Regions from separate parts of the Homo sapiens genome. Here regions 1, 2 and 4 are each linked to region 3. Evidence: chromatin loops called from intact Hi-C (ENCODE). Cell type or tissue: endothelial cell of umbilical vein. All regions are shown on one strand. Links, peaks and the distances in the headings refer to the core of each region. The heading gives the core; the rest is flanking DNA. Region 1 has its middle 82 kb from the start of MIR181B1. Region 2 overlaps LINC02789 (long intergenic non-protein coding RNA 2789). Region 3 holds the start of MIR181A1HG (MIR181A1 host gene). Region 4 overlaps LINC02789 (long intergenic non-protein coding RNA 2789).

Region 1 (7,963 bases), core at 1,551-6,550, 160 kb after region 3:
TTAATTTATTCTTGAAATGACTAATAATTGTTTGACTCTCAAATAAACTGTAGCTAAGTATAGGAGACAAAAATATGAGTGGGATTTAAGTTAAGGGAGAAATTATATCCAAGAATAATAAATTCAAAGGGAGCAGTGAGGAGGGATCCAGAAATGATTCTTGTAGTAGGTAGCATTTGAGTTAGAACTTAAAATGACAGCTAGATTTTAGAGTGAATATCTCCAGGCTGAAGGTCTTCCAAGTAGAAGAAACGTATTGAAACAAGTTTCAAGAAGATAAAAATATAGGTGATAGCATGCAGTAAGTAGAGCATTTCAACTAGTCCATGGGGTGCACATGGTAGAGGATCCTAAGTCAGCAAAAGAGAGTGACCTTAGTGTCCTTTCCTTGTGAGTCATTGAAGAACCATGAAAAGATACGTTATAGGAAAGTTATTTAAATGTGTTAGATAAACCAAAGTTGGGAACAATTGGAGTCCAGGAAACCATAAAACAGTATTGACATAGTTTAGTCAAAAGATAGCAAGAGCATATACTAGAGCCTTGGCAGCAGGAATCAAAATAATAGACACCTGCCAGAGTCTTTGCAAAAAGACAATCAACCAGTCCTGGTAATCATGGGCAGTGAGGAAGGGGATGAGATCAAAGACAACACTGAGGCCTTGACCCTGGAAGAGTAAGAGGTTGCAAATTCCATTTACAAGGACTAGATGGGAATATCTAGTAGCGTATTGAAAATGTGAGTTTGGTCTCTCTGAGGAGCAGCTGATGCCATACAGAGGAGGAGAATGTGTAGAAGTGGGAAAATGCGAATTTGGACGCTGTAGTATAGTGGAAGCTAAGAAAATATTCACCTCATCATGGAAAATGATCAAAATCAGAGTCACCATCCTACAATTAGAAATAGGCCAGCAGGACCCCTTGTTCTTGGGGACATCAGTGTCCATCTACTAGGTCCAAAGCCCTTAGAATGTTTAATGCCGGACCATGGCATTGAGGGAAAGACAGTGGGCTGTTGGTGTCTGTAGGCCCAGGTTAGTGGAGGATGGGGATGAGGAAATTCGTCTTTATAGTGTCATATGCTACAGAAGTCAGGAACCATGAGGATTAAAATGAATTACTAAATTTAGTAATCCAGAGATTATTATTAAATTTGGAAAGACTAGTTTCAGGAGAAGATATGGGGCTAGAGATGAGAGTTCAAAGATTTGAAGAGCAACTAAGGAAGGAGAAAATGTAGACAGCTGATTTACACAATAATTTTGAGAATTTGGAGTTGATCAGGAGGGAGGTCTGGTGGGCTGAGGAGCTATGGGGGATGGAAAAATAGAGCATTGTTTTTAGAATGGGGAAAAACTTGTTTGTAATTCAGAAAGATTAAGAGAAGAAACATGTTTGAAGAAGCAGAGACTGATAAACTTGTGGAGTAGTTTGAGTCTATGAAACCAAGAATACAGGTGGAGGGGGTCTCATGCAGAAAAGAAGGCATAAGCAATGCCTAATCCTTTGAGGGAAAAGAAGGCCTGAAGGAATTGGGATATAGAGGGATTTTGAGTTAGGAAAGGACCTACCAAGGACACCCTGAATCTTGCTCTCAGTAAAGCAGAAGGAGTAGTCATCTGCTTAGAGTGATGACGGGGCCTAGTGTACTCAGAACTGAAAATCACAAAGGATTGCAAACAATTAGCTTCGCAAAATGTGATCAAGATTTAATCACCAATCTGTGGCAGTATCCATAGAAACATATCTGGTGTTTTTACAGGCATACCTCGGAGATACTGAGGGTTTGGTTCCAGTCCACCTCAATAAAGTGAGTTACACACAACTATTTTGGTTTCCTAGTGCACATAAAAGTCATGTTTATACTATACTGTAGTCTATTAAGTGTGCAATAGCATTATATCTAAAAAAAGTACTACCTTAATTAAAAATACTTTATTGCTGAAAAATGCTGACATAGAGACTTGAAGTGAGCACACATTGTTGGAAAACTGGCACCAATAGATTTGCTCGAGGCAGGGTTGCCACAAACTCAAATCTTCAGTTTATTAACATAAATCAGTATCTGCAAAGCACAGTAAAGCAACATGGAATAGAGCAAGATATACCTGTATTATTATGCTGTTGTCGATATTGCTATGGATTTGCTTAATTTCAGATTTGCTGTCCTAATAATATTAGCACTGAATAGTTGAGGGAAAAATTTCATTTTCTGCCTTACTGCTTATAAAATATGTTAATAGGTAAAAATAGAAATCAAAGCCATCTTTTCTTTTTTATGTGAAATTACAGAGTACAAGTTTAAAAAACAAGTTTTCCTTTAACTCTAGAGGCAGACCTAAATCTTGAGGGGCATAAAAAAAGATTTCACATGGGAAGCTGGATTTTTAGGCTAATGAATGCAACTCTATTTTTGATACTATGCTGTGTGTTTATATAAAATAGAGGAGCATTTTATGCCAATTAGTGGCTTGCAAACCCTATACTTTTTCCAGCAAGGACTAAGCTTGAAAAACTTGAGAAGTTAATACAGAGAAGCGTTGGCAGTGGATCATGCGGTTGGCTTGACTCAAGGCAACAAAGCTTTAGCATAAATTAGTTTTTATTTGTTAAAAGAAAAACAAATTCTGTTTGTTTTTATAATACAGTTTGTTGGTTCTTTTAATTTGGGGGAAAATTTGGGGAATTCCAGTTCTCAGAGAAGTGAGAAGCTGAGCTCAGCATGAGCCAGGCCCCGGCTTCCAGGCCCTGTGTAAACAGCCACATGCGTCTTCCTCAATACACCTCGGTTTGAGGCAGCAGGGCGGGCCTGTTATGCCTGGACCTCAGCTGAACCAAGAGTCCCAGCCAGCCAATGACTGCTGTGTGATCCACAGTAGATTATTCAGACCACCAAAGGGAGCCTGTGGCTCTTCTCCCACCAATCTTTAGCCCTGACTTTTATGTAGTGGCTGAGGAAAGCAAAATTTATAGAATGCTATTACTTTGATGGAGAGATGATCTCATCCTTTTCATTAGTTTTGCAGATAAGAAAAGTGAAAATTGGACTCAGAATTTGGCTTAGTCAAAGCAGACTGGTACAGTACCTGACAAACTCAATTCCCAAGTCAAAGGTCCTTGAATATAAGGTGTACAATCAGTAGACTCCTTTTTCAGATGTCTATGTGAGAACTACAGTAAATGAGAGGTGTGTGTGTGTGTGTGTGTGTGTGTGTGTGTGTGTGTTTTCATCCCAGTCTAGAAAAATGGCATGAAAATCAAATGATTTGCAGCACAGCTAATGGTAAAATCTTCCAAATCCAGAATTCCTGTGATCATTGTGTACTTCACTCAGCAGCATAAACCCTGGTTTTCGTGGCAATTCCCAGTTGAAGTGAAGCTAGTTGCGCCTGGGGAAACTTGATGTGATTGTTGCTAACTATTACTTATTTTCATGAGTTGGTACCATTTCAAGATTTGTGGTGCAAGGGTTTCTTTAGAAGTCTGCAGCCAGTATTAGTTCAGTCCTTTTGAACTTACAAAAGCACTGTCACATTCACAGTGCACTTGGTACTCATGATAACACTATGAAGTGTTGTGGCAAATATTGCTAGTTGTTGCCAATTTCTATGTTCTTCTTCTATAGTAACAGAATTTCTGCTTTTTGTATGGACATAAAAGCCACATATCCCAGCCTAGTTAGGTGTGGCCATATAGTTAATTATGGCCAATGGGATGAGAGTAGAGGTAATGAGGTATAAGTAGAGTTAATGTTTGTAAATTCAGTGCTCTGTCAACAAATGGGGACAGCACACTGTCTCCACTGGCTGGAATAATGCTGGGCTTGAGAAACCTTGTTCTAGGTGATTTTGAAATATTCATGAATAATAAATGCAGATTATTATCATTATAAAGATAAATGGTTGTGTGACCTTGTACACATTATTTAATCATTCTAAATTTGCTTCTCCAATCTAAATTTGAGATACTAATAGTCGCCACAAGGGATACAATAAATATTAGAAGGGACGTATATAAAGTGTGGATGACAGTGTTGTCAGTACTAATAGCAAGCAGAGCCTGGTTTTGAGAACCGTAGAGTGTGGAGGACAAGAGGGGAAGAGATACAGAGGCGACTGCAGGAGTGGGACTGAGAGGCAGCGGCCGGAGTCAGAAGGCCTTCCTCTTTCTCATGAGGTGGCTGTGGTGCATTCTTTACTGAACAGGACAAGACTCTGTGGTTAGTGCTGGAACTCTTTGTCCTGAGTTAACAGTAACAGGAAGAGTGACTCAATATCCAGCCTCAAAGGATGGAGAAGCTGAGTCTGGTTTGAAACTTCCTCTCTCAAATCAGGGTTTGTCTGGGAACTAGATGAGTAGAAATGACTGTTAGTGTGCTCCATAGAGACCAATAGGCCCAGCTAAGACAGGCTGGGTGGGAAAAAAGGCCAAGGGAATGAGAAGGTTTGGGCAACAGGAATTTTTATTAGCCTTGTGGTTTGAGCTAAGTTTTAATAGCCAGTAGACCTATGCTTGAATCCCAGATCTACTACTTAGCAACTGTTATTGGTACCAATTTCCACATCCTTAAAGTGGGAATAATAGCTACCTTTTGAGGACTGTTAATCACAGCCATCATCTACTGAATTCTTACCGTGGATCAATCACTTTCGTAAATATTTGTGTTCGTTATCTCAAGTAATCTTCACAATGCTGGAAGGTAAAAACCGTCATGATTTCCAGGTTACGGAAGAGAAAAGTGGGGCATAAGGAGGTCAGAACATAGACTCATACGATTAAACTCTACTTCTTTGTTGCTTTTCCACTTAGGATTAAATGAGAAAATATAAAGTACTTAACACAGTGGTTGGCTCATTGTCTTGAATAAATGGTAACTTTTAAATATTATCCCAATTTTAGAGATGAAAACCATGAAGCTAAGAACAGCAAAGCAAATTTCCCTGAATTGTGTGACTGTTGGTAGAACAGGGTTCACGCGTTTCACTCCACACAGTTTTGATGCATTCTGCCTTGCGCCAAAAGGGTATCCAGCAGAGTGGAAGCAGCTGCTTCACCCGGGATGGAGGAGGATGTTCAACCAGCTCTCAGAGGTCATGCCTGAACTCTAAGGACATGGCTTTATCCTTCTCAGGATGTATTCTTCGCCTGCTACATCTTGAACACAGCAACCACGAGCAGTCTTCATCCCATGACCGCTGCCCCCGCCTTGTTTCCACAGACCCAAGCTCCTGCAGTGCTCGAGTCACATGATCAAGCGCTCATTTCTGTTTGTGAAGTTTCTCAGCCAAAAGGAAAACCATTAGGTATCAAATTGCAAGTAGAAAGCATCCAAGAAGCTGCCTATTCCAGCACCAGTTCCTGCCAAAGAACCTTAAATAAACTTGGTGAAGGGAAGATGTCTGAAATTACTCTATACTCAGTATATTTAGTTAGATTAATAATAGAACTTGATTTCATCTAACTAATTAATTTGAGTTCTAAAAGCAGACACAAATAATAGGCTTGTTTTTTTTCATTTTTTTTTCATTTTGATTCCCTTTGGGGATTTTTTTTAGGGGGGGTGGTGTAAAATGTTAGTCAATGTACTACTAAGGATAAAAGAAAAACTATCTATCTAAAGAGTGAAGTAGCTCTTTATATTTTTAACCAAAGGTGAGAGGTAAAGTCAAGCAATTTCTCTAACAATCAATTGTTATATACAGCAGTAACATGGATAGAAAAGGATACTCAAACAGGAAAAAAAAATCAATACAACTTAAAAAACATAATTAAACACGTAAAATGTTTGCCTTTATTTTTGAAAATTATCTTATTTCAATACAATATTTTCTGAAGGAAAGTGAACAGTTATGTCCCCATTTAAAAAAAATAAGTCTAATAAGGTAGACACTCCTTATGTTCTACATGACAATGAATTTCATGACACCTGACTGACTTCTCATTGCAAGGCACATTAATATAAATGACTCTCACTAAGCAACAAAGGCTGGAGGAAGAAGTTCCTCTGCCCTGAGAGCTCCCTGTGAGAGAGAAGAAGATGAGCAGGAGTCAGGCACGTCCTTGTTCCTAGCACTTGAAATGGGAGAGGACTGGCCAGAAATCAGAAGAAAACAAGATCTGATGTTTTACCTTTGAGTAAAATTTATTTTCTTGGAAAAAAACCACATGGGTGAGAGTACAGTTCTCCGTACTCGTTTAAATGCTCCAGGAATAATTTTTGGAGGAACTGGAGTAAAGTTTGAGGCAGATGTTGAGACTGGGAAACCAGAAAGTAGTACAAGATCATTTAGTAAGAAAGGGTCAGAATAGGCTGAAAGGAGGCAATTCAACAAGACCAGGGAATAGTTGAATGTCAGAGTCAGGATTAAGCACAAAAGAAGTAGAAAGTTGGATATTTAAACTGTAAGATGTTAATGCGTGTAGTCAAGTGAGGCAGCAGAAAATTAGCTGAGTAAGGAGAACAGGCAAAGCATCAGGACAGGAAAGAAAACCCTAAATTAATGGGCAGAAGAGTTACAAACACAAAAGCAATGAAAGGTCCAAACCCCAAGCTGCAAAACCAGTTGGTTCAAACCGCTAGTCACAAATAGTACATGAAGGAAAATTTAAAGTACTTATAATTAATAAAAAGAATTTACCTCTCCTGGGACAGCAGCAGTTTGAAAAGGAGAGAAAGGGTTTGTATAAAAATCAAGGATGTTTTGCCTTTTCCCATGAAGCTGTGAAGAAAGGAAGAAAGCTAGGGGAAATAAGAAAAGACGATTTGCCTCTCTGGGACACATTCCTCCTGGTGACAGTCCTCTTTCTCCCCCTGGTCCTTCTTAGCACACAAAGTAGATAGGCTATATGCTCTATAAAATAAGAGTCTGCCTTCTTGGGATCTATAAATCAAAGATGCCACAGATATGTGATAGTGAGTCTGAAGTCAATACAGGTCATAAGGACAGATTAATCAATCCTGTGAAGATGTTTTGCAGATGACAAACACTTGACCAAAATGATAACTGACCATGTGGTTAAGGGGCCATATTTTCTCATAAGGTAGTACTTTCCAAACTTGTTCACCTCAAGAGCTCTGAGTAAATGAAGTAGTTAGAAGACATACTGGAGCCAGGCATGGTGGCTCACACGTGCAATCTCAGCACTTTGAGAGGCTGAAGCAGGAGGGTCACTTGAGCCCAGGAGTTCAAGACCAACCTGGGCCACATAGGGAGACCCCATCTCTACTTAAAATAAAGAAATTAAAATAGACAGATGTGGTGGCATGTGCCTGTAGTCCCAGCTATTCAGGAAGCTGAGGTGGGAGGGTCTCTTGAGTCCAGGAGGTTGAGGCTGCCGTGAGCAGGGACCATGACACTGCATTCCAGCCTGGGTGACAGAGGGAGAGACTCTGTCTCAACAAAAAGACACAGCAGAGTAAAGAGGATGCAGGAGAAGATCTAATTCTTGTGCGAGCCTTCTTTATCCCTGCAGGTAACCTCAAGGTTCCCGTGGCTTCAGAACAAGGTGAGGGATATGAGGATCAATGTCAAAGTATACAAGGGCCTCCTTCATATGGTTGGGAAGCTTTGCCTTAAGAGACAGTTTTAGATCTCCTGAGTAATTACTCTTAGAGGCGGGGAGCCGCACAGTAAGAGGAATGGATATAAGCAAATGTCAAAGTTAAACAGAAATCTTGGAAAATGTTGTATAGGGAAACTGAGCCCAATACAGACTAAGGTGATGTCTCAAGTGGTAAATATAAATGAGCAAAAGAGTCATTATTTCCCTGGAGTGAAAAGGGAGATCCTGTCTCTTCCCTCTTCATTTTCTTCTTCCTCCTCCTCTTCCTCTTTTTCCTACTCTTCTTCCTGCTCTTCCTCCTCCCAACATGGAACTTACAGTATACAAATGCAAGCAACAGAGGCAGATAAAGAGAAAAGTAACCCAGCAGACCAACAGCAACAGTTTTATACAATGGAAA
Region 2 (7,963 bases), core at 1,339-6,338, 340 kb before region 3:
ACACATGGGAATTTTGGGAGCTACAATTTAAGATGAGACTTGGGTGGGGACACAGCCAAACTATATCACTTGGTTTGTTTGTTTGCTTTTCATTTTCAAAACAGCTTTATTGAGATATCATGGAGGTATAAAAATTGCATTTATTGCATACATTGTGAAATGATGACTAAATTCCAGACAATTAGCGTATTTCACTTCTACATAGTTACCATTTCTGTATGTGAATGTGTGTATATATGTGGTGAGACAATTTAAGATTTATAATGTTAGGAAATTTCAAGTAAAAACATAGTATTTTTATTATTTAATTTATAGCAAATTTAATACTTATTTAACTATGGCTACCATGCTGTACATTAGATCTCTAGAATGTATTCATCCTGCATAACTAAAACTTTGTATCCTTTGACCAATATCCTCCCATTGCCCCTGCCCTCAGCCCCTGGCAACCGCCATTCTACTCTGTGCTTCTGTGAATTTGACTATTTCAGATTCCTCAAATAAGTGAGATCATGTGGTATTTCTCTTTTTGTGTGTTGCTTATTTAACTTAGCATAAAGCTATACAGCTCCATTCATGTTGTTGTAAATGGGTAGGTTCCTTCTTTTTAAAAACTAGACTGGTAGGGTACAGTGGCTCACGCCTATAATCTCAGCACTTTGGGAGGCCAAGGTGGGTGGATCACAAGGTCAGGAGATCAAGACCATCCTGGCTAACACAGTGAAATCCCATCTCCACTAAAAATACAAAAAATTAGCCGGGTGTGGTGGCGCATGCCTATAGTCCCAGCTACTCGGAAGGCTGAGGCAGGAGCATCGCTTGAGCCCAGGAGGTGGAGGGTGCAGTGACCCGAGATCATGCAACTGCACTCCAGCCTGGGCGACAGAGCAAGACTCCCTCTCAAAAAAAAGAAAGCTAGAGAATATTTCATTGTGTATGTATATGTATGTGTGTATATATATATGTATGTGTGTATATATATGTGTGTGTGTATATATATATATATATATACACATACACACACATGAATACATACCACATTATTCATCCATCATAGGACATTTATATTGTTTCTATATCTTGTCTTATGCTACAGTGAACCTGTATTCATATCTTAGTCAATGCTAAATAAACATTAAAGCGCAGATATTTCTTTGCAATCATGTTTTCAATTATTTTTAGATCTACACCCAGAAATGGGATTGCTAGATCATATGGTAGTTCTATTTTTAATCTTTTGAGGAACTACCACACTATTTTCCATAATGGGTGTACTATTTTACATTTCCATCAATATTGTACAAGGGCTTCCTTTTTGCCTCATCCTCACCAACACATGTCCTCTTTTGTCTTTTTGATGCTAGCCATCCTAACAGGTGTAAGGTGATACCTCATTGTGGTTTTGATTTACAGTTCTCTGATGATTAGAGATGTTGAACACCTTCTCATTTGCCTGTTGGCCATCTGGATTTCTTTTGAGAATTGCCTATTTAAATCCTCTGCCCATTTTTTAACTCAGTTATCTGTAGTTTTGGTATGGAGATGTATGAGTTTCTAATCTATTTTGAATATTAACTCCTCATTAGTTAGATGGTATACAAATTTTTCTCCTATTCTTTAAATTGCCTCTTTATTTTGCTGATTATTTCTATTACTGTGCAAAATCTTTTTATCAGAATCCCATCAGCATTATTTCCAGAAGTAGAAAATATCAGAAAGTTCAAATGAAACTATAAAAGATCTTGAATAGCCAAAGCAATCCTGAACAAGAATAAAGATGGATGCATCAAATTTCCTGACTTCAAATTATAAATTACAAAGCTGCAGTAACCAAAACAATATGGCACTGTCATAGAAAACAGTCACGTGAACCAATGGAACAGAATTCAGAACCCAGAAATAAACCCACACATTTACCCTTAACTAATGTTCTGCAAGGGTAGCAAGAACACACAATGGGGAAAAATGTTCTCTTCAACAAATGGTATTGGGAAAATTGGACACCCACATGCAAAAAACAAACAAACAAAAAAACAAAAGCACCAACAACAAAAAAAGGAAAGAAATTGGATCTCTATCACCATGCACAAAAACTAACTCAACGTGGATTAAAGATTTAAACATAAAACTTGAAATGGTAAAATTACTAGAAGAAAACATAGGGGAGATCCTTCTTGACATTTGCCTTGGAAATAATTTTCTGAATATGACATCATAAGCACAGTCAATAAAAACAAAAATAGATAAATCAGATAACATCAGATTTTTTTTTATTTTTAAATTCAGTATGCCCATAGGCATACTATGATGCATATGTGACCCTCATCCATTAGGTCTATAGTAGCAGAGTAAAGGTTAAGAACCAACAAGTGACAGCCCTGTAGCTAAAATGCTAATGTCAGGAGGCTAGTCCTTCTTTGTGCTAGACTGCACCATAAGTGCAGAGAACTGAATATGTTTGCATTATACCCTATGCCCCATTAGATTAAAAAAAATTCCCTGTGCTGTAGTTCTAGACTCCTCTGAGCCAAGTTAAGACTGTTAAATTTTTTTAATGCAATAAAATAAGTCCCAGACACAGAGAAAAGGCAATACAATTTCTCAGGTACTGAACTCAGCTGCCAATTACTTTGGACCTTGAAAGCAGCTGGACGGAGAACACCTGATGGGCTGTAGCAGGTGACAGGTGGCAGAGGGCACTGTAGATGGACCTGGAGGGAGCAGGGATCCAGGCTTTGGCTTTGGCCCAGCAACACCAGGCCAAGTAGGAGGAGACATTCTTAGTGCTGTGGTATCACTATCACCTGTTTCCCAGTGCTTAGAGTCTGGAAAAGGGATAAGCCCTTGCTTCTAAATGCATTTGTAGGTCACAATGTTTGCATTTGCAAATGTGATAAGCTCTCCCTCTAATCTCTATTTCTTGGTTCCCACGTATGTTCCAATTCTTGCTTGAGGCTTCCCTGTGGTGGGGTCTTACAATAGCTCTTACGACTCATATTCTCCTGTTTCAAAATAACTCAGCTCTCCACTCACCATTCCAACTATCTTTTGCAACTCAAATTACCCCAGGGCTAAACATTAAGCTACATATTAAGAGAAAGCTCATTGAAATAATTTTTACCTTGATGTGAGTAACTAATGAGGAGGCTATCTTGACTCTCCAGGGGCACTTGTGTTTCAAAAATGGAAATTTGTTAACTAAAGTAAATTGCCAATTAGTGGACAGTGTTGTGGTAAGAAAAAAAGGTGAAGGAAGTTTCCAGACTGTAAGGGAAATATTTCTGGAAAGAAAAACTTTCTCTCTGTGCATTCTCATTCCTCTTTACTCATACAGGTACTTACAAAATTTTAACTGTAAGTTTCTTGCAATATTATTATCATAAGATGAAAATATATTTCAACATTTTCATGGACTCTGATAATAGTCTCACTGACAATGTACTTTTTATTTTTTTTAAACATTTATTTTGTCTTATTTGTTGGATGTTATCTAAGTTAACTGAAGAACACTTCGTAACTTCCAAATATTTTTCTATCGAAAAAATTTGAGGCCATCTTATAGAGAAACAATATAGAGTAGTACATACAAGACTTCTGGTATTTTACAATTTGTTAATAATGGCTTAAATGTTTTTGCTTTGTTTTGCTATTGGAACTGTAATAACACAGAATAGCAGTTGGCATCAAGTTGGAGGCCTTGCCTTAAATCCAGGCTCTACTGCTTACTACTTATGGATTTGGGGCATGTTATTTTCTCCTATTTGTGCCTCTGTTTCTTCTTACTTACCTTGCAGATTCATTATGAAGATTAAATCAATTAATGCATGTAAAGTGCTTATCATAGAACTTGGCATCTTATAAAGGCTCAATAAGTGCTAGCTATATTATTGTTATCACCTCTATACCTTCTCTGTGCTTCCAAAAGCAGATTTTATTTAATGTTTAAGTCCTAAATGTTGAATATATATTATGTCACCCACAGAGAGGAAGAATAATCTGAGTCATGTAATTACAACTAAAAAAGTATCATGATCTACCCACAGGTACTTTCCTCTGAACAGCACCTAAACATTGTCTCATTTTAAATTTCTTGTCACTATACTAACAGTTTATAAATAAATACACAGTAACCTCAGAGGGAGGCCTGGCATGTCCGGTTTAGGCAGTAGCCAGCTGGGCTGAGGGCTGCTGGCTTTGGGTCAAGAGCAAGCGCCCCCATGCCGGTCATTAGTTGCCAGGAAATGCTTTCCTTATTAGTCATTATTGCCTGAGGATTTTCTAGTGATAGAGTGTTAATACTGTAAGAAATGCTATAATTGCATGACTAGATTAGAAGATATGTACTGTACTTCATTATTCTACTTTGAAGTCTACCACTAAAGTGATCACTTTGCCAAAGAAAAAAATATGGAATATATTTCAAAGAATTTTCAATGTAAATGTAGATTTAGTTGTACAATTAAGAGCAGAAACAAGTAAGCGGGACTAGTAAGTGAGATTAAAATGTTAGAAACATATTCTATCAATAAATGCATTTATTGAGAGCCTACTATGTGCCTCACATCATCCTAAGAAGAAGACATGGCCTGTGATGACACAGACATTTGACATTTACAATCCTGTTAGAGAATCAAAACTAAGAGGTATAAAACAATAGAAGAAATAGCACTGTTCGTGTCACAACTTTGTACTGAGATAAGCAATACTAATTTATAAAAATTGCTTGGCAAACAAAGTCATCTGAACTTAGACAAGGTATTTGAATATGGTTAAGCAATCGGCAATGCTATTTGAGAACTTTTAACCTCGACTTCAAATGTTCCACTTGAGAGCTAGGATTGCAGGCATTTCTTGCTGCCAAAGCCACTTGGTAACCAGATCTCAAAACAATAAAAGGCTAAAAAGAACCTATTAGTGCTATGAAACTTTTCTGCTAAGAAAACTTAGAACAGCACAGAAATTACCACACAGATACTCTTTGTGCAAAACTTTTTACTAGGAGTCACCAGAAATAAAGGTGCCCGACAAACATTAGATGAGTGAAGAAGGGAGAAAGAAGGGGTGTGGGGTGGCTAATGTCTACTGGCCACCTGGGCCTGCCCTCTACCAGGTTCCAGACAGCAAGGTAACCACGTAAACTTAGGAGGGACGGAGCCCATCCTACAAGGCTATTCTGGTACCATCTTGATGCTTTAGACCTTATTTTCAGAAATCCATGAGCATCTCTAAAATGGGTCTGACCTTGGGCTTTTAAAACAAATGTTTAAAAATTAAGCTAACTTATATAATACCATTAACGACTGATAGACTGAAACCCAATTTCTTGGTTTCTAATGGCAATTTTTTTTTTTGTATGGTGCATTTGAGGATCATCTTTGGATCCCAAACATATTTGGTTCTCTATTACCAGTAGCTGTGCTTTAGCAGAATATCTGTTTTTGTATAGATACATTTTATGAAGAATGTTCAAAACTAAACTCTTTAGCCAATAAAGATGTTTCTCTCTTTTATGGAGGATATGTACAGTGTCTTAATAACTTGAAGGGTGGGACTCACAGCATGTACTGAATGTGATGGCTTTTAGCAAACTTAAAATTCAATGTAGTCATCTCATTTACCTGTGGTAATGGGGCACAGGAACAACATAGATAGCTGAACTTCAGAAAATACAGTTTTTTTTTTTTTGTTTTTTTTTGTAGTTTCAACTACTTCTGCAGAGATTTCAAGGAAAAAAGGAGACTCAGATTTCCATTCCTCTCCTTATTCTTCATGATCCAAAGTCCTTGTATCCCAACAACATAGTACAAACAATAACAGTAAGAGGATGAAGGAGAAATGCCGTGTGGCAGACAGGCCGCAGAGGGCCCCCGTGCCCAAACCCTGTATAAATCTTCTTCCCTTGAGTGCAGCAGATATGTGTGACTTGCTTCTAATCAGTGGAATCTAGAAAAGGTGAGGGGTTATTTCTGTGATTACATTATGTTGAGGATTCTCCCTTCTCAGTCCGAAGTAAGAGATTCTCCTTGCTAGGTTGATGAAGTAAACAGCCATGTAAGCCATTCCTTACTTCCAAGTAAGGAAACTCACATAGCCAGAAACTGAGGTTCTGGAGCTGAGGGCAGCTCCTAGAGCCTGAGGCAGCCTTGCAGCTGATGGTCAAAAGCCAGTCCCTCAATCATATGGCATCAAGGAAACGGATTGTGCCAATATCCTGAGTGAGCTTTGAATTGGACTGTTTTCCAGTAGAGTCTCTCGATGAGAATATAGCCCTACTAGCACCTCAATTGCAGCCTATGAGGCTCAGCAGGGAACCCAACTAAGCCCTTCCTAGATTCCTGATCCATGGACACTGTGAGCTAACAAATATGTATGTCTCTTAAGCTGCTAATTTTGTTGTAATTTGTTATACAGCAGTAGAACACAAATGTAGATTTGGGTTTCTGAGTGTTGTTAGAAGGTTCACAGCTGACACTCCTATAACAAATGACAGGTTAGCAAGAGACAAAGCATGACAAATTCATTTAATCAAAGTTTTACATGACATAGGAAGATTCAGAAATGAAGACTCAAAGGCCCAGGGAAAACTGTGCGATTTTAGGTTTAGGTTCAATGAAGAAGGGACAGCCATGTAAATATGTGATTGGAATAAAAGGACGTGATCTAATAATAATTATCTGAGGGGGACTTAGCAAGGTCTGTTTGTTCAGATTCTTCTTGGCCTCTAGCATACCTCACCCAGGTATGCAACAGGACCCTTCTGGAATGAGGGTCTTAGGGCCTACTTTGAAGGGAGGTAGGTCAGAGAATGACCTCTCTAGGTTTTACGGTTTGTGCTGGGGGTGAGGAGTTCTAGTTTCTAGGACTTGCCCTGGGGAAGAGGAATTCTAATTTCTGTGACTCTAGTTTGTGGGAGAAATGAGGGAAGAAGAAAGGAGGGTAGGAGAAATGATGGAAGAAAAGAGGATGGGAGAAGATCAGAGAAAACTTCTTGCTTCTGAAGTCCTTCCAATCTCCTTCAGTTCAAAGTACTCAGCATGTCAAAGTGCCCTACTTTGCAGTATTGTGTTTTAAGCCCCAACAAAGCAAAGTACTGCTATAACAAATACCTGTCATGTAACAGCAGCTTTGGAACTGGTCAGTGGGCACAACCTGGAAAAATTTTGAACAGCATGATAGAAAAATCTAATTTGCCTTGAGCATACTGTTCATGGAAGTCTGGACTTCAAGTATATTGATAGTGTGGGCTCAGAAGAACATGAGGAATATTTCATTGGAAACTGGAGGAATGGGATCCTTGCTATTATATAGTGTTAGAAAGCTTGTCTCCTGTAGTTTCATGGAAGGCAGAACTTGTAAGTGACAAAGTTGAATATATAGCTAAGGATATTTCCATGCAATGGTCAGTTGGATTGCCATTGGGCTGCTTGGTTTCTTCTTACCGCTTATAATAAAATGCAAGAAGAGAAAGATAAATTGAGGAAAGAACTGTTAAGTACAAAGAAACCAGGATTTGATAACTTGAAACTTCCCAGCCTTTACAGAGGGTAAAAGATTCTAACATGAGGAGATGTTTTCCTGGCAGGAAAGCATGCTTTAGAGAAAGAGCCAAGAATGCGACTGTATAGACTTTTGGTGAAACCTCGGAAAGATAAAGAAGTCAGAGTATTTAGTCACAAGAATTAAGGATATGCTTCTCAGATCCTCTCAATCAAACCAAAGGGTCTTTAGGAAATTGAATGGAGATGTTCCTTAGACAGCTCAGAAGGAGGCTGATGTATGGAAGGATTTGTTTTTTATTTTATTATTTATTTCTTTATTTGAGATGAAGTCTCGTTCTATTTCCCAGGCTGGAGTGCAGTGGTGTGATCTTGGCTTACTGCAACCTCCGTCTCCCAGGTTCCAGCAATTCTCTTGCCTCAGCCTCCTGAGTAGCTGGGGTTACAGGCACAGACCACCATGCCCA
Region 3 (7,963 bases), core at 1,926-6,925:
CATTATGCAGGATTAAAATGTAACAAGATACAGCTCAGTCTTTGAAATATTTGTGATATAATAGAGAAGCTTATTTGATGAAGATAAGGAGAACATAATGTTATCACATGCTCACTATATGAGAGGGCTGACCTGGAAGGGTTCGGGACAGCATGAGGTAGGTGATTGGATTGTGGATCCAGGAAAGTAAGCAGCACTTATGGAAAGAAGCAAAAGTATTCAAAACAGAAGAGGACTAAAAACTCTCTTCCGATGCTATCTGGGACCTGCCTAACCTGTCCTATATGATACTCTGAGCAACAGCAATGTGTGCTTTAGAAAGTGCAGGTGAAGATGCTGTTGCACTTCAGTAATCACCTCCCATCTACAAACAAACCCCACAAGGGTTGCGGGAGCCAATGCAAATTTCCCATTTGTATGATTACAGCTGCTGCAGGAGGGTTACAATTCAGGAAACTCCTTGGTGGCTCTTGATATCTGGCTGAAATGGAATTTTTGACACTATTTTTGAAATGATCTGGTACTTATTCTGCTAAACAGTGGGTTTCAGATTTTGAACCAGCAGTAGGACTCATTAATACCCAGGCTGATGTTCTGAGAGCATGTGCCCCTTCAACTGATGTGGAAGCTCCTATGATTGCAAGACCCTGTGTGAGGCTGCTTGTAGGGCCCCAAGATAAATATGGTTCCATGACTGCTCCTCTGATGCTTATTTCCAGTCCCCTATGGATCACTTAATGGTATGATCTGGGTCTGAACCAAACAGACCCAGATAATGACATGACCACAGTTAATATTCCATATTTATGCCAAAATATTCTAATATATTAGACAAGAAAAAAAAAATGGAAAAATCAAGTCTTATTTAACACTGTGATGAGAATCCATATAGTGTGTAAAACAGATCAGAGCTGATTTGAATCACATGCTACCAGCTACCATCTACATAATACTGAGTAGTATACACCTCATTTCCTCATCAATGAAATCAGCAAAATAGAATAATTGACTCATTAACAGTTGTGAGAACTGAATGAGGGGCTCTAAAGGGTTTTGCACATTACTTGCCATACAGTAGGAAGGAACCTATAAGTGACAACCATCATTATTTGGAAGGACACATACCTAGTTGGAAAAAGTAGGTATGGAATCAGCCACTTGGGTTCAAATCCAGGCACTACCATGGTAGTAAAACATTTGAGTCTGTTTTTGCCGAGGAGAAATGAAAGTAGTCAAACTTATTCTATGGGTTGTACAATTATTGAATTAAATGAGAAGGTAACTGGCTCTTAGTAGGTACGTAAGACAGAGCAAACTAGTATTTATTTCAATGTTTCCTTCATTTATTTTGCATAACACGGTGGATCAGTGTTATGAAGAGAGTCACTACTGTCAGAGGCTACATTCCTCACCTTTAACATAGGGAATGTGAGACTTGATGACTTCTAAGGTAGTTTACAGCCTCTAAATCTTTACAAACACATTTAAGTATTTTTAAGGAATTGGGTGAATTAAAGAATCCTAGCAAAACTAAAAATACCTTCTGACTGGCAGTTTCTGGACATTCTGCCTTACATAAAGTGGTAAATTAAAGAGTGACTTTGATGGAGAAATATATTTCTTCTTTATCCCTTCTTAGTTAAAGCCCCTTATTTGATTTGTTTTGATATTGTTGCCTTTTATTATTTCCCAGAGTTATTTCTAGCCCTCCTTTCTCCAAAATGTAATAATTACTCAAAAGTTAATTCTGTTGTTGGTGTCACTAATGGACAATTTAGTTTATTAGTTTAGAACTACAATAAAGTCTCTGTAAATGTAAAAATAAAATTTGAAAATGCGTCATTGAAAATAATTGATTTTGTGCTTCAAAACATGACAGTTCTGCAAAGGAATATGATGATAATTTACTTTCTGTCACTTCCAAGGTTAACTGAAGGGAGAAAAAAATACAAAAAACATTTTTTCTGACAGGCAAACAGGCAAATTATAGACAAAACTGCAGGGCAGGGGGATAAAAAGAAAAAAGAAATCTTAAAAAAGCTGAGCTTCCAATCACCTCCCACCAGTCTCTGTGAAGGATGACTTCAGTCCCTTTCTTAACTAATTCTGTCACTGTAAAATCCTACAGTCATTCTTCCACACATAGAGGACAAATAAGCTCAAGAGGAGGATCTAGATGCTTTCAGTTTTAACTATTCACCAATGGTGGAAAAGGCAGAATGCCTAAGCTATGTCTTTGTGGCCAATAGGATAGCTCTGTATCTCTCACATGACTCACTGCCCCTGTCTTTCACATGGGCTGTAATTTAGTTCAATTCAGAACTGCAGATAGTACAGCTTCCACAGGAGCAAGGGATGTCTGAGCACAAGTGGCTGAGTTCCGAGTGACTTTATGAAGCACTTTCTACCTTCCTCTCCGGCATGAAAACAGGGATTCTGCACCTGCATCATGGACAGTCTGGCAAAAGCCTCTGCTCTGCCTCCGGGGACAAGAAACTAGAGCAAATAACCGTTTTGAAATTGTAAGTATACCTTTCTTTCCGTCAAGTGTACTGATTAAAATAGTTTTATGTCATAAACATCCAATATTTGAAGATTTCTTAAGGGTACTCTTTCATGTGTATATTGAAGGTTATTCAGCTGGCAGGAAAATATTCCAGGGACAATTGTTGCATACTTTATTCTGTTGAGGATAAAGAATTAAAAATAAAAGTCAGGCATTCCAAAGAGTAGCTGTAGGAGGCTGTGCGCTGGAACATCGCTCTAGTGTGCTGCTTTGTTCATAAGAAAAAATGAAGGCACACGCATATGTACTTAGTTCACTTCTTTTTGCTCTTTATGTCTAATCAGATTTGCTCTGTCCCCAAGAAAAATAAAAGACAAACTTTGCTGACTCCACTGACAAGGGCACCATAGACTTTCCAGACATCTGACAGTTATTATAATTAGCTATGAAAGACTGCAAAGACACTTGGGGGCAAATAGCTCTTAAATTCTGAACAATGGCTTCAAGCCAGGGCTTTATATGTTTTTTTAACCACCACTTTTAATTTTATAATAAGGATAGAGACTGAACTGGTTTCGGTGTTGTAGTCCACACAATGTGAAATAAAGTCCCAGCAGAAGTGAAGGCGACTGAAAGTGGCCAGTGTAAAGACAGAAGGAAAAGACAGCTTTCTGTCTTAGGATCTAGCCTTCCATGTATAAAGATTTTTTTTTTTTTTGAAATTCCTAATAGGGTGGAGTGAGGATGTGGGGGTGGGGAGGAAGCATGCGGAAGCTTCTTTATAGAAGAATGCTTGAAGAATAAAATAATTTGGCATTTCTTCTTTCTAGCAAGCAAAAGATATGATTAGCATCTAAGTTCCTTACATTCATAGTGAGGTTTTTTGATGGAGTTCAAACAGAAGCAACATACAATGCAGTTTTTAAATTTATAAAATAATTGGAAACAAATGGATAGAATGTTCCTGCATTACTGCTTTCTTTTTATATTCAGCTACAGTAATCTAGCAATACATTATGCCTTTACTTTTAGAATTATCCACATCCTTAAAAAGTTATAAGCTAAGTCTTATAAGAAATTAAAAGGCAAATCACACCAGTGTGATTATGACTGATGAAGATTTTGAATGACAAAGCCTCCAACAAAAAGAGTTTGTGAAAAACATTGTCCTCCTCATTTTTAAAAGAGAATATTAACTCCATCAATTATTGAAAGGAATTATTCAAAGGCTCCAGACATAACTAATTATGGCTTAAAGAGAGCTGCCAGAGCAGAGCCTGTGTTCTAATTATAAAAGTCCAAGACGTTAGGATTCATTTTCTTAAGGAGGGCTTGAAAATAAATACAAATTTTCACATAATCTTATAAAAATACACCATTTTTTTTCTTTGTCTGCTCTCATGTTATCTACACCTCCCCCACCGCCGCCCACTGTGTGCTGAGACACCTGAAGGCTAGACATAATGATCAACAGAGCTCCAGCCTGTCTGGACTCCAGCCAGATTTTTTTCCCCTTCTACAATCAAGGAGCTTGCACGCAATGCATGCCGAGCCTATTCCACTGCTATGTGCAGATCCGGGATGGAAGTCTTACACATACTGCGGAAAGATTAAAGACAACAATATCCCCTTTCTCTTACCCTAGACAGCCTCAATTTTTAACCCTTTCATTACCTTTGAAACCAAGACGTCTTACCCATTCAAAGGCAGGTCTCAAGGGACTTTGCAACTCCCGCACCACATCATACAGATGCACATGCCTCATTTGGTGTAGAAATCTCATCTCAACAGATCTTATCAGAATATTTTAGGAACTAATAGTGTGCTAACTAAACATAATGTAATTTGTTTGTGTGGGGAATGCATGTTTGAATGAACTTATGCTGCATGAAATCTGGAACAAGTCAAAGGTCTGTCGAAAGATTCTTGCAAACCTTGCAGAAGGTTATATACCATTTCTGATGATGCTGTTCTTTAAGCATCTTTCTCTCTCTCTCTCCTCACACACACACATACATACACACATACTCGCTCTCTTTTCTCTTTCTCTATCTCAAGATGCACACACTCAACCAGGAAATTATATCATTATATCACAGAGAAATCCAGGTTAGCTGGTGATGTCATCATATATAAAATTTTGCCTTTGTGGGCAACATTTTCAATCACCTAATCGCTAATGTATGTTGGGTGTGTGCCCATAGGAAGTTCACGTGCTCGTGGGGTTAACCGACACCCACAGGAAAGGACTATTTTATTCGCAGCTATCTTTCTTTTGAAGATGTGTTTATGGGGCAGGATGGGTATGTTTATCAAGATAGATGTAGTCAGAGTTTCCTGGTTCTAGGAAGCCTTATTAATATGCTGTTTGAACATTTGAAAGGTGGCTGAATTTCAATGATATAAATAGGATGTAGAAATGGTGAGCATTTTGAAATCAAGTTGGATAAAAATGCTACAATACTTCAATTTATTATGACTTGGTGTTTTTTATTCGCCACTTAACATTTTGTAACAATTAAATCCTTTTTACTTTTAACTTATTTCTTTAGGAGAGAACAGTTTTGTACCAATGATTTAGAAGTAATGCTCTCTCATGTGCTTTTATAAGGGTATATCTATGGATTAGATAGTAGTTGAATTAACTTTCGTGTGAGCTAGTTCAGGGTTTGTATTTATTTTCAAGTCTGTTTTATGGGTCTTATACTGGATAGTTACTCACCAAACATGTGCTCAGATTTTTATTAATGCACACATTTCAGTACATTATTTTATTTCACTCCAATAAAGTTTAATACTTTTACCAAAACATATTGCCAGATTTGAGAGGTAGATATAGAACAACTCTGTATACATTCTACCCCTTAACTACCAAGTTTTGATGTGTAATTTAAATTAATCTTCATTAGAATAGAATGACTGCTATACTTACCAGTTTTTACATACCACGTATCTGATACATGAGTTTTAAAATTTTGGAATTTGCTCTTAATACTTCTTCATTCTTGCGTACTAAAAAGCAATTAATCTGAAAGGAATTTCAAAGCATATATGTATAAACAGCACTACGTATATGTCAACAAATTAATAAGATTCATTTTGCCAATGTATTTTGTGACTGTTTTAAAACAAATGAAAAAATGTTTTGTTCTTTTTCTGCTTTCATGTTACTATTGTTAAGAAAAGTATGTAGCTAAAGAATTGACACATTTTGTACTTAGAGAAAACAAGCTACACAAGTTAGATGACAGTCTATAGGGTAAGACTCCACTATGAACTAATAAATAACTTCGTTAAGAAATTCTTGGCCTAACTCTGTAATTTTGACATAAACAGTTCTTCCAACATATAGTGGAAGATTGATGATTAATTATATAATTTCCTTATCAAAGATTAAAATGGGCAAATAGTTGTGTTTAAATTTTACCTACTTTCAAAAAACAATACATGACATTGCCCATTGGGTACAGGTTACTGAAAAGGCATCTTTCAAAGACAAGAAGATAATGGACTTGATTGAAATAGTTGAACTACGTAACGCCAATTCAAGAACAAATGGTTTTTCAGAGCATAACGGAGAAAGAACAATTTACTATAGTACAGTTTATTCTTCTTACACAATGGCAATGATTTATTTGAAATGGCAGAACAAACATAGTAGATATACAAAAACAACCAGTGGGCATTTTATGTCAAAGATATGTCAAGAGGCTTTTGTTTCATATATTAGAATATTTTAATCCAAGTATTTATCTGAAGACTTAGCTTAAATCTACATCGTTGTTTAGCATGTGCTGATATTATGATCATGTATGTCTCTTACATGCATGTAGCATATTTAGTATATATATATATGTATATATATATATAATGTATTTGAATATAGTCTTCTGACCCCAAATAATTGTTGTCACTTTATAATAAGAGTTCTTGAAGACTACTAATGTACTTCAATACAATAAAATTCAGATTGCGATATCAACTAGCTATGTCTATACTACCAGAAGGGCATTATCAGATATTGGATGAATTAATGTATTGATGTTATAATTACCACAAATACCTCATGTCAAAGAAGAATATCAAAAGATATGACTCTAATTTGACAAACAGTATAAAATGTGATTTTTAAAACCATCTCTGTTTCTTACTACCATGAAAATGATTTGCAAAAGAAGACTCAACACTTAAAATTTCTCTTCATGAAAAGAGAATTTTTTTTAACTTAGCCTTTAGGCATAGGGCCTGAAATTATTGTGAGTAGATACCTGAGCACTGTGCAGAGAATGCACAGGAACCTCAAGTTGCGATGAGAAAACAAGGGAAACTGGTTTGGCTGCTTTATGTTTCAAATTTTATTCTTGCAATCCTACATGACGACAATACTCAAAATTAATTTGAGTGAAAACTATCAAAGTTATTTTCACAATTTTCAAAAGATCCACTGTCTTGTTGACACTCTATGAAGGAAAAGTGTTCTAAAAATGATTGAATGTTCTACTGAGTGAAACTCAGTCAAGCTCAGTGAGGCGCTGGGGTCAAATGGGCTCATGAATCACAGATAGGAAATGAACTGTGTATTGCATATTTGAAAGTTTAAAAAGAAACATTTGGGATATTTTACCGTAAACAGATTTTGGTTTGATTTCTGGCACATCTTTTTAAACATCAAGACTGCAGTTCAGCTGAAATAACTTTTTATATGTATAGCTAAGACCAGATGGCCACGTGCTCCTTTCTTATTTAGATGAGACTTTTCCTTTCAATAACATCTTTCTTCCTGACCTGCTTAAAAATTCCAGCGAATGAAATCAGCACAGGATTTTCAATTCTAATTGACCATGTGCAGAGGAAGGGCCAGTAGAGAAATCAGTAGAGGCATTGTGAGGCTCACTGCCTCAGTTTTGTCTTTGTGTTTTACCATTACAAGCCAATCTAGACTAATCAAAAGCATTTAATTTTTATTAATATTAATATAGCTGCAAGATTTGTCTTCAATGAAAATTATTTGAGTTGGCTTTTTCTATCATTTTATCACAAGTAATTCTTTTAAGTTATTATTCGCTTACACAGTTTCAACTGTCTAGTAAGCACTTTATTGGTTAAAAAATAAAATATTGGTTGAATTAAGATGAAAGAATGGTTGTACTAAATTAATTTTTCTTGTTATTTAAAAAAACATTATTTTTGGAAGATACATATGCTTTTTAAATTTACCATGAAAATATTCACTATATAATATTCTTGGTTCATTATCTGTATAGTCATTTTATAAAGAAAATATTTTTATGTAAATTTTATTTGAACTTGGACCAGTAAAAAAAATCAAGAATAGAACGTGAGCTCCATATTCAGTATAGCTCAGCGAATTACGTATGTATTAAAAGTGGGCATCTAAGTTCCCAGAATTTTTTTCTTTTTGAAAAATTCTTGACTCAAATAATTATCTTAATTAAT
Region 4 (7,963 bases), core at 1,954-6,953, 370 kb before region 3:
TTGCCCTTGTGTTAAAAAGAAAATTATAGCTTAATCTCTGAATCTTTGAATGTCCTTTAAAGCACAACTAGATTTTCGACATACTTTGGTCCATGTGTTGTCTTTAAAATGCACATTTTATGGCATTGTGCTGGATAGAGAACTCCTAACTTCCACTTATGAACATATATGCAAACTTTTACATATGGATAGTTACACATATTCTTCTGAAAAGAGTTTCAATTCTTTATCAAACAAAATGGGTCCACAGTTCACACAAATGCTAATAGCTGCCACTTTCTATACTTTGCTGCCCAACTTTCTAGCTTTCCTTCTTTCTCACTGACAATGTAGTTCTTCCCTCTTTCCATCCTTCTCAGCATTCTTCTCTGGTAAAACCTCCCTGCTTTATTTCGTATATTCCAGTTGCTCCTCACCTTGATTGCTTAGATCAGATTTTGAGTGTGTGTGTGTGTGTGTGTGTGTGTGTGTGTGTGTGTGTGTCTATGTAGATTAACCAACATGTTTCCCTTTACTTATTTAATCAACTAAAACTGTAACTTAGTTAATACTGTATATCAGAATAATACACATCTGCTCATCATATAATAAAGCAAAGCCAGGCATCAAAGAAATTATACAAATCCTAGACTTTTGAGAGAACATTTCAGAGTTTCCCCTTGAGGTCAACTGGCACCTACAAATGTTTAACTAAGCAAGCTCTTGTGAGCACTTGAATAACATAAAACATAAAATTAGTTAAATGCAAAGAGTTGCCTTTTATTTAAAATGACATTCATATGACACACCTCATAAGAGAATGAGTGCAGATGAGGCAAGTGCTGGGCAAAGCAAGACATCCTTCAAATTCTTACAGCCATGAGACTTGCTAAACAACGGAATGTGGAGGACAATGTGACTATTAAATTCTCAAGTCTCATGGAGCCCATGAGTTCACTCATTGAGGTGGGAACAGATCATATGGGACATGTTTTAGAAAGGTAAGCTATTTGTAAACATGCAAACATTCTGAGGATTGATTTTTCTGTATGAATAACTTTCTTACCTAGAAGAATTAGGTATAGAAGATGGGCACCTGCCTGAGCATGACAGGCATACTCATTCTCAAAAAGAATGTTTACTGGTTTCTCAGATGTGTATGTTATTTTCATTCTGTCTTATGATCCATATTCTTTTGTGTGAAAACATCCATCATCAGTTTTCTTCAATGAGAAAATTGATTAACATCTTTGTTTGCAATGTGTTTTAAATACATATCTCTCTGAAATCTCTCCCTTCCAGCCCCACCACACCTTTCCCACTTACTCAGCAGATTATTGCTTCTCCATTGCTAGAGAGAAATGTGGGAAAATCAAATGTCATAGAAACGGTTAACAGAGCTATATCTAAGCACTTTATTATCCTTGTGTTGATTTTCTCCAAAAACAAGGAAGAAAAGCATCTCTTCTTCTCTCTGAGAAACACTTGTGATGGCATATTAAATCCCATTACTTTGAAAATCTGCTAGGATTAAATTATCAGATGTTCTTATTTTTACCTAAACTTCTTTGGAATCAATTTGCTTCAAATTTTGTCAGGATTTCCTCTTTTTTTTTTTTTTTGGAAGTAGGTTCCACCTTTCTTTCTGATGCTTTACTCACATAGTTGGTTATGATTGAGGAAAAGAAATGGTGATGCATATCCCCATCTTTCTGAATTTTTTATTTTCTTACCTACCCAGAGAATGGGTGTTTGGTTCTGCTCCAAGTTCCAGATGGCGAGCAGCCAGGGTCAGGGCTGAAGCTTCCCTTCTGAAGGCAGGTCTGGAGACCCCATCTCTTTCCATATCCTCTATTAGAGTTCAACACATATGGGATGAGTGGGCTTTTCTCAAGGTTTAGACGTTAGTGGAGTGTTGATAGAGGCCTAATTGTGGCTCATATATATTTTCTAAACCAGCTTTAACCAGTGATAAGGTAGATAGTTTGAACTCTATCACTTTGATTTTTTTGGTCAATTTATTAGCTTATTCTGAATTCAAAAGGAGATTGGGTATGATTACCCTCAAACACTCATATTTAATGCAAACAAACATACTCTGCTCATCCTGGCTTCTTCATGTTGTTCTCATTCAATCTTTCTCTTTCTTACTCTCATCAAACTTAACATTTTTGGTCTGCAACTGCTTCCTTCATTGATAATATATTCATTTTACATAAATATAAATATATTATATGCATATATAATCACTTATTTTATTAAATGAATACATACACATAAATTTTTAGAATCTGCTAGTATTAGCAGATTTATAAAGAAAAATTTTATAGCCTCTATTCCCTCTTCTATCTTCACACTGCCTACTCCCACTTGCTAGAACCAAATATTTTTAATTTTTCTAGTTGTTTCCTCTGGAAATTATTTTCATATGACTATTGTATGCTTTCCCTGGCCTTTTTAAAATCACTATCAGTCATTATTTATATTTGCTATAATAAAGAATGACTTAGTTTACACTATGGCCCACTTCCTCTCCCCTAAGCTCCAATATAGTTATATAATTTTTAAATTTTAAATCAATAAACTGCATTCATGTCTTTTTTGACTCTCATACACTTCATAGACAACCCATCAGCTAGCCAATCACTCTATTTTCAAAATATATCCTGAAACCAACTGCTTCCTGCTAATTGCTCCTACCTAAGTTCAGGGTATTTTATCCCTTGTTTGGATTGCTATGATAGATTCCTATTTATTTTGCTTCTACTCTGAGTATTTGCAATCTGTCCTGCACACAGCAGCCAGAGTGACATAAATGACATAGTTCTCCCGAACTCTGCTCTCCAAGGACTTCTAAACTGCTTGGTAAATCCAAGATCTTCCTCACATCTCCTGAAGACCTTCATGATGTGGATTCTGGCCACCATGTCATTCCACCTTCCCCACTGATCACTGAATTTCTATCTCACTGGCTTCCTTGATTTTTCTCAAATACACTGAGTGTAATCCACTCAGAGCCATTGCACCTGCTGTTCACTCAGCCTGAAATGCTCTTGCTCCAGGTATTCACATTTCATTCTCACTTTGTTTAGTTTCCATTTGAATGGTCTTTCATTTGCAAGTAATCTCATTAGAGAGACCATCCTTGACAACCTTCTCTATAAAAGCTGTCTATTCTCCCCTAAAACCTGCAATTTCCCTTTATACCCTTATCTAGAATGTAAACTACATAAGATCAGGGCAGTACTGGCTTTGTCATTGCTGTATTGCTAGCACCAACAACAGTGCTGCAGTAGAGAGGCTCAATAAATATTTGTAGAATAAATGCATACATAAATAGATCACTGCTACAGAGAAAGCATGGATATTTTTTAATGATGTTCCAAATATGGCATGTTGAAGTCTTGCGGTTCACCTAGAGAAGGGGATTGTTCCATAGAAATATGAAAAAGAGAAAACAGTTGTACTTGGTGAACATCCTCCATCCTTAAGAAGTATAAACCTCTTAAAATCTGCCCCTTCTGAGGGCCCCGTGGGTGATTTCCATCTAGTGAGAAACATAGACTCAGTGTGCCTTACTTCACTCAGGTATTTTGTTTTTTCATCTTAGACATTTAAAAAACTTTCTCCAGTACAGTCATTCTGAGTAGATTAGAAAGAAACCCATTTGTAAATTGTATAATTATAAAATGTATCAGCGTGGCCAGGCACAGTGGCTCACACTTGTGGTCCCAGCACTTTGGGAGGCTGAGTCAGGAGGATTGCTTGAGGCCAGGCATTGGAGACCAGCCTGGGCAACATAGAGAGATTACTCAGGAGGCTGAAGCCAGAGAATCTCTTAAGCCCAGGAGGTTGAGGCTACATTGAGCCATAATTGTGCCACTGCACTCCAGCCTGTGTGGCAGTGAGATCTTCGACTCACTCTCTCTCCATATATATATATATGGAGATATATGTGTGTGTGTGTGTGTGTATATATAAAAAACATATATACATAAAATATAAATATATTAGCATGTGTTAACAAGAAAAGCTATACACTCTCCTTTGCCTATGATCTTCAGTTGAGAGACATACTTGTATAGAAATATTTATTTTCCTATTGTGAAATAGTTCACCATATTGATACATCATAACTTTACCTGCAGCTATTCATCCTCAGCCCTTAGTTCATCTCATATTATATATGCTCCTCCCCAAAGCCATGGTATTAACTATTACTGACTCCTATGCCTTTGGCAAGCTTCACATTTATCTAGCTCATTAGTCATCTCTATCTGGATATGCCACAGAAATGTCAAATGGAACAGGAAATGTGTAATTCTTTCCCCCAGACTTTTTAAAAATATATTTCTTATTTAAGAGACCTAGGAGGGATACCAGATCTCCCTTTCTCATGTAATCTACAAAATCAATTAGTCACCAAGTTTTATAGATTATTGCTCCCTAATAACTCTCAAATCAGTCTGCTCTTCTACATTCCCAGCAAGACTTCTATTTTTCAGAACTATCACTATGATTCTATCACTTATAGATGTAAGCCCCCTGACTTGCGCTAACATTCCTCCAAACTGTCCCCTGTATTCCAGACATATTCAGATTCAGGCATGTTCCATGTGCTCCTACAATTCCCTGAATCTCCAGGATAGAGGTTGACTAAAGGTTACCATGTTATGCCCTTCATTGTTAGGCTCTATGCATCCCTTTAGATCAGTCTCTTGCCAGTGTTCCATGCAAATTCTTTGCATTTGCTGTTCTGAATTACTACTGGTTTGCCGAATACACCATGGTGTTTCTTTCCCATGTTGTTCCCTCTACTTCAAATGTCCTTGGCTGTTGTCTCTGTTCAGTTACTTTCCACATAAGCATTTTTTTTCTCCTAGGAATATTTTTCTGAATTCCCAGTGTGATTTATGTGCCCCTCTTTATTGCTCTCATGACAACATGTATAGATCTCTTTTAAGATTTATCATGCTGTATTGTCATTCTTATTACTACACTCTATATACTGGCTTATTTGTGTATCTTGCCACCTAAACTCCTAAAGGTCAATGATGATGTTTTGATCATATTTATGTCTCATCTGTCTAACCTGGTAGTGTTCATTAAGCATCCATGGACAGAAGGAAGAATGAATAAGTGAAAGCTTTGCTACCTAGACCTAGAAGAACTTTCCAGAACCCACTGAAGCAAGGATGCATCATCAGGTACTGTGTGTGTACATTAAATGCTATCACATATAGTGAGAACTTAGAAATGCAGAGATATGGGGACTGACAACTTTTCTGTTTGATTTTTAACCAGAAAGTAAGCACTACTTAGGTTGTGTAACACAATCCTGGTGTGTGTGTGTGTGTGTGTTCTGGGAGAGGGGAATTGCATAGCAAATATGACATATGACCTCTGGAGGCCTGTTCCAATTCTGTTGTTTCATTAGCTCCTTTTCCCAAGGCATTTAAATTGTTTGTTGTTGTTTTTAATTTGGATTATATATGAATATATATTTAATACATTTTAAATATATATTTCAACAAATAAGACTATCTATCTTCTTAGCATCAATACAATTCCTAAATTACCAAGATCTAAAAAGTGTATTAAAGCCATAGATTGAGGGATGAAAAGTCAATACAATTAAAATTCCTCTAATGGTACTTAAAATTAATTAATTAGTATATTTTCTTTCTTATAACTGAGATTTGAAGAGCACAGATTTGACTTCAGGCATGCATTTATAGCTCCCTTTTATTTCTTGCCATTTGCCCTGTATGATTTATTATGAGCATCATTTATGTAGATTTGGTTCTAATTAGGGTCTGAAAATCATTGTTTGACTGTACAGTTATAACAACATAAGAAATAAGAAAAAAATACTATTTAGCAGATTAGAATGTACTACAGTAAGACATCCAATTGTTGAATAACCCCCATGTCCTTCACCTCAAAAATCCTGCTTGGAAGGCCGTCCCAAACGTTCATTACTTACAGAATGAAAATTACTTCCTTATATGTGAACTGACTTTATTTTCTTTTAACTCTCATTAAAGTGTCTTTGTGCTATATAAGCTGAATGAAAAACGTAACCTACATTATCTATCTTTTGATTCCTTTAATTTGATTGTATGTATCATTTCCATAGCAGGGACCATCTGTCCTACCAATCTTTGTGATTCATTCCTTTCCAGCTATTGTTATCTAGTTACCTATCTTCTTTTCTTTTTTTCAAATTTGATTTGATTTTGAAAAGAACGTTGGAATGGAGATATGCACCTTCTAAAGCATTTACTACAGATTTTGTGGCATTTAACTAGAATTATACTAGTAGGATGGATACATCCTGGCAACACACACACAGACACACACACACACACACACACAAAGCAACAGCTCTGATGGGCACTGATAAAAATGTTTTCTCTCTGGCCAGCATGTGATTAGGCACAAGGGCATAAAACAACTTTTAACACTTTTGACAATAGAGACCACCTCTTTTATTGCTCTGAATTGTTACTGGCACCTCATAGGTGTTTAATAAATATTAATACTGCTAAGTTTAATTATCAATGTAAAGGAAAAACTGATCTTGAGAAAACTTTGCGGTGGGTACACATTGGAAGATATGATTTATTGTTTCCAAAGGAAACCTTTTTTTAAAAAAATTTCAAATGTAATCTTAAAGATTTAAAATATTACCTGTTTTATTTTATAAGCACAATTCATAGCCAAGTTCTTCATTTAGTGCAGAGTAAAATTTCATTTTCAGATCAAGCCGGAACAGAGAGACATAAACCAAAATTGTGGACCAATTCATGTTGTCCAATTGTATGTACAGAATTAAGGCCAGATGGGGCTATAAAACTAGCCCCTAAATCTCAACATATAATTCCAAATGTTTCAGAAAAATAATGTAGAATACCAATGAGGACATAGGTAGGCACTGAAATAGTTTTTCTCTAGTTTCTCACCATTCTTTTCTCCTTCATTCTGCCAACACACACCGGCTTAGAAACTAACCATCATAGATTGAGAGGAGTGGAAAGGCAAATGAATATGACTGATGTACCAGAGACACAGTAGTTAGAAAACAAGTTTGTTGTGTAGAGGTAGTTATTATTCACACCAATGTTGAATATGGACATTAGAAGTGGGCCTCAAAAAATGGAGTCCAGTTTCATCTTATTGCGTTTAATGAAACTAAGAAATATTCATGTATCTTATAATTAGTTATTCATAGAGCTAGAAAGGACTTTAGAACATAAAATTTGTCTTCCTGCCTTCTAGTGGAGTTGGACTCCAGCACAATGAACACTTGAGTTGTTTAGACTGTTTTTGGGGTATGTCTATCCAGAGAGTCAAATGGGACACTTTTGATAAAATGAAGGTGTATAAATCAGTCAAATAAGAGGTCTGATTGATTTTACTCACACCCCACCTGCACTCAAAATTGTCTCATTGGAAAGAGAAACTGTCATGTGATGTTTATTTTTCAATGATCTCGTCTACTTATGTAAGTGTCTTGTCAAGGTATAAGAGGTGTACTTAGAACCAGTAACTGCTTCACTGAGAGACATATATAATTATAGAGACTATCTATATATAACTTTTGAATAAGAACACTTCACTCCAAAAAAGGATGTAAAATAACTTATAAAGTGCAATTCAAAGTGATGCACTATCCCAAATCTTATTTTTTCTAAATCAGTTTTACACATTATGTGTCTGAAAATACTCGAGGCACAGATTTTTGCACAACATCCATTGTTATCTATATAGGACCACAGTAGGGGTAAAGTAGACTCAAGATTATACTTGAACTTTTCAATTTCTGAGGTATTCTTGGATGCATCGATTTTGACTTGAGAGAGGTTAGATTACCTAGTGTAAAATCCCAAATAGTGTCAAAGTGCATTATGGCAATTGATGTTAACATTAAGCAGGCTTGAAAGTTCTTGCCAGAAATGACACTACAGTTCAAGACCACACT

What was found. A loop is a pair of places that touch in the nucleus more often than their neighbours do. Peaks named below come from ENCODE experiments on the same cell type or tissue, not always from the same donor. Only the 100,000 strongest peaks of a DNase experiment are listed, where the experiment ranks them.
Region 1: a loop joins it to region 3, with 11 times the contacts of the local background. A loop is called at or near these places in 23 of 110 quality-filtered maps.
Region 2: a loop joins it to region 3, with 11 times the contacts of the local background. A loop is called at or near these places in 4 of 110 quality-filtered maps.
Region 4: it touches region 3 in a loop (2.3-fold over the local background); 3 of 110 quality-filtered maps call a loop at or near these places.

What each region holds. Positions count from the first base shown.
Region 1 is chr1:198,773,103-198,781,065 of GRCh38, reverse strand. No RefSeq gene overlaps it. Among named protein-coding and RNA genes, the nearest start is that of MIR181B1, 82 kb to the left of the region's middle. In endothelial cell of umbilical vein, for the core only: no CTCF peak of the experiment used is centred there; a DNase peak (open chromatin) is centred at 4,275; H3K27ac peaks cover 3,300 bases.
Region 2 is chr1:199,269,076-199,277,038 of GRCh38, reverse strand. The region is part of intron 3 of LINC02789 (long intergenic non-protein coding RNA 2789); the gene reads right to left. Among named protein-coding and RNA genes, the nearest start is that of LINC02789, 120 kb to the right of the region's middle. RefSeq lists an enhancer at 3,565-4,764. In endothelial cell of umbilical vein, for the core only: no CTCF peak of the experiment used is centred there; a DNase peak (open chromatin) is centred at 4,198; H3K27ac peaks cover 2,731 bases.
Region 3 is chr1:198,931,785-198,939,747 of GRCh38, reverse strand. It overlaps MIR181A1HG (MIR181A1 host gene), which reads left to right and starts at 2,319. Exons shown (of 3, transcript NR_040073.1): 1 at 2,319-2,522. RefSeq lists enhancers at 2,019-2,068, 2,469-2,528. In endothelial cell of umbilical vein, for the core only: no CTCF peak of the experiment used is centred there; DNase peaks (open chromatin) are centred at 2,207, 3,177, 4,007, 4,747 and 1 weaker place; H3K4me3 peaks cover 3,261 bases; H3K27ac peaks cover 4,899 bases.
Region 4 is chr1:199,299,040-199,307,002 of GRCh38, reverse strand. The region is part of intron 3 of LINC02789 (long intergenic non-protein coding RNA 2789); the gene reads right to left. Among named protein-coding and RNA genes, the nearest start is that of LINC02789, 150 kb to the right of the region's middle. In endothelial cell of umbilical vein, for the core only: no CTCF peak of the experiment used is centred there; a DNase peak (open chromatin) is centred at 4,292; H3K27ac peaks cover 827 bases.